Regions from separate parts of the Homo sapiens genome. Here region 1 is linked to region 2. Evidence: chromatin contacts called from ENCODE Hi-C or POLR2A ChIA-PET data. All regions are on one chromosome and are shown on one strand. Each heading gives the region's core, a stretch centred on a gene start or an enhancer-like site at or near the end of the contact. The rest is flanking DNA. Distances are from core to core; before and after follow the strand shown. Region 1 overlaps GPD1L (glycerol-3-phosphate dehydrogenase 1 like). Region 2 has its middle 24 kb from the start of GPD1L.

What was found. Hi-C counts contacts between places; a loop is a spot of excess contacts on that map. ChIA-PET counts read pairs that join two places held with the same protein, here RNA polymerase II (POLR2A). Pooled maps may share reads with other maps.
Region 1: a loop to region 2 is called in a map of PC-3, with 5 times the contacts of the local background. The contact joins two enhancer-like sites. A Hi-C loop is called at or near these places in 5 of 168 maps with a recorded cell type or tissue (CD8-positive, alpha-beta T cell, Caco-2, PC-3 and 1 more), 1 of 37 single-sample maps with no recorded cell type and 6 of 50 pooled maps. POLR2A ChIA-PET finds 5 or more read pairs at or near these places in 1 of 52 experiments (GM12878).

Annotation. Positions count from the first base shown.
Region 1 is chr3:32,144,350-32,147,085 of GRCh38, forward strand. GPD1L (glycerol-3-phosphate dehydrogenase 1 like) reads left to right here. Exons shown (of 8, transcript NM_015141.4): 5 at 2,273-2,385. Among named protein-coding and RNA genes, the nearest start is that of GPD1L, 39 kb to the left of the region's middle. Within about 2 kb of position 1,347, at least 3 of the 41 ENCODE cell types and tissues checked have a DNase peak (open chromatin) inside an H3K27ac peak, as active enhancers do.
Region 2 is chr3:32,081,456-32,084,155 of GRCh38, forward strand. No RefSeq gene overlaps it. Among named protein-coding and RNA genes, the nearest start is that of GPD1L, 24 kb to the right of the region's middle. Within about 2 kb of position 1,401, at least 2 of the 41 ENCODE cell types and tissues checked have a DNase peak (open chromatin) inside an H3K27ac peak, as active enhancers do.

The DNA of each region.
Region 1 (2,736 bases), core at 97-2,596, 63 kb after region 2:
GAGGCTTTTAATCCAGTCATTCCACAAATATTTTTCAAACCCTCTTATGTATCAGGCATGGTGCCAAATGTCTAGAATACATAAGCTCCTTATGGAACTTGTAAGCACACAAACACATATGGAATCACAAACTAAAATAAGGGTTTTGAAGGAGTTTTATTACATAGGTTAATTGCCTCTAAAACTTGGTGTGACAGAGAAAGGGGATTTTCCTGTCTTTGGTTTACATTGAGTTTTGGGCAACCTTCCCACATGGCTGTCCGGCATTAGCTGTTCTGTACAGATGCCCTGAGTCCCTGCTTGCCATGTCACTGTTTATTACTGGGGTTTGTTGTTGTTGTTGTTGTTGTTTTTGAGATGGAGTCTCACGCTGTTGCCCAGGCTGGAGTGCAGTGGCGTGATCTCGGCTCACAGCAACCTCCGCCCCCTGGGCTCAAATGATTCTAATGCCTCAGCCTCCTGAGTAGCTGGGAACACACACACACACACACACACACACACACACCACCACGCCAGGCTAATTTTTGAATTTTTTGTAGAGATGGGATTTCGCCATGCTGACCAGGCTGGTCTCGAACTCCTGACCTCAAGTAATCCACTTACCTGAGCCTCCCAAAGTGCTGGGATTACAGGCATGAGCCACCGCGCTGGCTTATGACTGGTATTATATTAATAATAAAATTCGCGGGCCGGGTGCGGTGGCTCATGCCTTTAATCCCAGCACTTGGGAAGGCCAAGGCAGGTGGATTGCTGGAGGTCAGGAGTTCGAGACCAGCCTGGCCAACATGGCGAAACCCCATCTTTACTAAAAATACAAAACTTAGCCGAGTATGGTGGCGCATGCCTATAGTTGCAGCTACTCAGGAGGCTGAGGCGGGAGAATCGCTTGAGCTTGGGAGGTGGAGGTTGCAGTGAGCTGAGATAGTGCCACTGCACTCTAGCCTGGGCAACACAGCAACTCTGTCTCATAAATAAATAAATAAAGTTACTACCTATTATCCATGATTTAAGGTAATAAATTTTAAAAGGTACCTTTGAGAAAATATGAGATTGCTATAAATCAAGCCCACCTCTTGGATGGGCATTGCGTTATTTGCAGCCACAAAGGAACCCATAGACCCTACCTTGTATCTATGGCAAGCCAAGAGTGTGCCTTCCCCTGCCCATTCCTCAGTTTGTTCACCAGCAACCCAAGTTTCCAGCTGCAGATGGCTGGATTAAAGTGACTTGAGGGAGGGGCTGGTCTGCAATGTTCAGGAGCATGCTTCATGTTGGAGGCACTGAGCAGTGGGAGGAGACACGATGAGGCTGTAATATGATGTAGGGGCCAGGGGCTGGTTTACCCAACCCAGATGATGCAACAGTGTTGCACAGAGTCACCTAGACAGCCTGGTGGACTGTTTAAAAAGGAAGAGAACAGTTTGCACAAACTGACATAGTTCTAACATTTGGAAAAGGGGAACTCAGCTAAATGAAAGAACAGTAATGCTACAGAGTAGACTGTGTTTCTAAGTATTGGGTGTAGATATTGTGTTTTATTATGAAACTTTTCAGAAAAGTAGAGTAGTATCACGAACCTCACATGCCCGTCACCCATCTTTAGAAATGATTAACTCCTGGCCAGTCTCATTTCATCCACTCCCCACCCTCTCTCAACCCTCAGATGGCCTGGATTATTTTGACATTGTGTCACTTCTTGGTGTAGTTTTACTTGTTGACAATCATGCTTTTTTCTTTTTTTTTTTTTTTTTTTTTGAGACAGAGTCTCGCTCTGTTGCCCAGGATGGAGTGCAGTGGTGAGATCTCAGCTCACTACAGCCTCCACCTCCTGGGTTCAAGCGATGCTCCTGCCTCAACCTCCTGAGTAGCTGGGACCACAGGTACGTGCCACCACGCCCAGCTAATTTTTTGTATTTTTAGTAGAGATGGGGTTTCACCATGTTAGCCAGGATGGCTTCAATCTCTTGACCTCGTGATCTGCCCGCCTCAGCCTCCCAAAGTGCTGGGATTACAGGTGTGAGTCATCGTGTCTGGCCAAAAAAAACTTTAGATTCACATTCGGTCAGTTAAAAATGTATGTCAAATTGTAAATGATCACCTCGATTGGAAACGGGATATTTTTACTTTATTTCTGCTCCTATGTGTTTTCTAAATATCCTATCATGAACATGTTACTTTTATAGTAAGTAGAAACTTATTTTAAAGTGTATTAGGTGTGAAAATTAAGATTAGAGGCTGTTATTAATATCCTTGTTGTCTAACCTTTCAACAGGCAGCAAAGTAATGGAGAACGGCCTTCTCTTCAAAGAACTTCTGCAGACTCCAAATTTTCGAATTACCGTGGTTGATGATGCAGACACTGTTGAACTCTGTGGTGCGCTTAAGGTAAAGTCAGCCTCAGGGGAGGAGTTCATCAAGCAAGGCAAATGTTAGCATCATTGAGTCTAATCCTCAAGAATGGGCTCTGTGTTCTGTGCACCCACATCAGCGAAGAATAGTGAATTGAGAGTCTTGTTTATAACTTCCTGTTTTGCTGCAGCCTTTCCCGGGTGGTTCAGTTCCTCTCTTACTCGTGGCTTGCTTTAACTTGTAAATATGGGGGAATTGTGATGTTTTGGTCTTTGGGAAGTTGGCAGCATTGATATTTGGAAAGCATGGGAGTTCCTTGATGACAGGGTTTCACCCAGGAGCAAATGATTCTATTCATTCATGTTTTTCTCCCACACTTCATCCTGA
Region 2 (2,700 bases), core at 151-2,650:
ACAATCATGGTGGAAGGTGAAAGGCACATCTTATATGGTAGCAGGCAAGAGAGAGTGAGAGCCAAGTGAAAGGAGAAACCCAGTATAAAACCATCAGATCTTGTGAGACTTATTCACTACCACAAGAACAGTATAGGGGAACTGCTTCCATGATTCAAATTATCTCCCACCCTGTCCCTCCCACAACCCATGGGAATTATGGGAGCTACAATTCAAGATGAGATTTGGGTGGGGACACGGACAAACCATATTAGTATATAAACACACATACATATGCCATAACTGCTAGGGGAAAATATTCAAAACCATTGGCTTGCTAAAGTGAATCAATATCTTTATATGTGAAAGCTAGTTTGGAGTATACATGTGATATCTCCTTCTCCTGGTAAACTATAGAACTCTCCTCTTGAGGAATTACTCTGCTCTGGAGAAGAGTTTTCAGGATGCTGACATGTGGGTGTGCCCCCACTGAAAAAGACTTGCTTGTAGATCAGTAAGGTATCTATGGGTTACAGTAATCTATTGCACATTTCAAAATAGCTAGGAGAGAAGAATAGGAATGGTTTTAGCAGAAAGAAAATATAAATATTTATGGTGATGCATATCCCAATTACGCTGGTTTAATCTTTGCAAATTATATGAATGTATTAAATTATCACAAATGGCCTGAAACTATATACATTTGTTATGCATCAATTTTAAAAAAATTAAGGCTTACTTGCAACCCAGTCACCCTCTGTTGACAAGTCGTGCCAGTCCACTTAGAGCCATTTCACTCTTATACCAACAGCCACACATCACCAAACATTTGACAGTCTCCAACATAAAAAAGACAACACAAACAGGATCACATAAACATGAAAGAAAATCAAAACCTATAATAAACATCTTCACAGAAATAAAAAGAATAATGAGAAAGAGCTCTTGGAAATGGAAAATAATATGGCTTTAATTTTTTAGAGAAATGCACCAAAAGGGTTAAAAGATGAAATCCAGAAAGTGAAGATGAGTACAAGCAAACAATTGGAAATAAGAAAAGAAAAGACTTCAGGAAAGGTGACAATGCTAAATGATAAAATTTCAAATAGAAACTACAGAGAAAATGAAAAGGAGTTACTCCTTGAATAAATAACACAAAACATTCTATGAAACTGAAAAACACAATCATTCAGATTTAAAAGACACAGAGTACCCAGCACCCTGAATTTTAAAAGCTTGTGACAGGACTCTAAGCATGAAAGCAGGGGATAAAAAGAGGATCCTAAAACTTTCAGAGACAGAGGAAATGAAAAAAAAAATCCAAGGTATCTGTTCAAAGAAAAACCTTAGACAAAGCAACTTTGCAGAGTTTAACTGGGCAAAAGAATTATTTGTGAATTGGGCAGCCTCCAGAGCCAGAGTAGACTCAGAGGCTCCAGCACAGCCACGTGGTGGAAAAAGATTTATGGACAGAAAAAGGAAAGTGACGGACAGAAAACCAAAAAGAGATACACAAAAAGCTGGATTGGTTACAGCCCAGCCTTATTTGAACACTGTTTAACAGCTTGATTAGCCAAAACTCGGTGATTGGTGCAAGAGTAGGTTACAGTGTTTATCTCTCCATTTAGGTTATAGTTCACTATGTACAGAGAAACCTTTAGTTCAAACTTAAAATATGTAAGGAGGAAACTTTAGGTTAAACTTGGTTTAACAGGTCATATACAAAGAAACTATAATAATGAAGAATCTAAGCAGTGTTAATATAGAAATATGTATAAAAGTGGAGTGGCATAATCAAGGCAGAAATTTATTCTGAACTCATATCACAGTTCAGAGGTAAAGTCCAGAGCAAGAATGGCAGCTCTGGGAACCTCATCACACAGCTTCCAACCCAGAATTCAAGGTGGCAGCCAGGTCCCCCGATCATGTCTGCACCTGTCCATGGGGAAGAAGGGAATGGGAAAGGCCATTGGCTGCTGATTCCTTCCAGGCATAATCCGAAAGTGGAAAATATCATTTCAACTCAACACTCCACTGGCCGAACTTAGTTACATGTCCATAAAGTGCTGCAAGGAGGGCTAGGGAATGTCATCTCCAGCCAGGCTAAAAGTTAGGCATTATTTTACTAAGGAAAAAAATGGATACTGAAAGAGAAATAGAAGCCTCTGCCACAAATAGGAATCAAAACAGAATCATATTTCTTCACAGCATCACTGTGATACTAGTAGTCAATGAAATAATGTCTTCATTGTTTGGTGGGTAAAAGACACTTACCCTAGAATGCCATTTTAGTCTGTTATCAAAAGTGAGTTTCAGTAAGGCAATAAGACATAAACAGAGAGTTTTCTGAAAATTACTGAATGGTGTGCTCTAATTAAACACAGAGTAATCCAAGAAAGAGGAGTACAGCGGGTCTAAGAAGGAGGCCTGGAGGGCAAATAGTGCAGGCTGACAGATGGATGGCTCTGGGAAGGAAGTCTCCAGGAAAAAATGAAATCAATAAATTACCTAATAAATTTGTATTTGATCATTTGTGAACAACTACTAGCAGACATGTACTAGATCCAGTGAAAACAAGTAGGGAAAAATAACCTGTAAGGATAAAAAGATGAATAGTATATGGGTAAAAAATGCAAAGGCAATCATCAAGTCGGCGGGGGTGTGGGGAGAGCACACTAGAGAAAATTTAATTATAGAACATGATCTGGCACTATAGCTAAA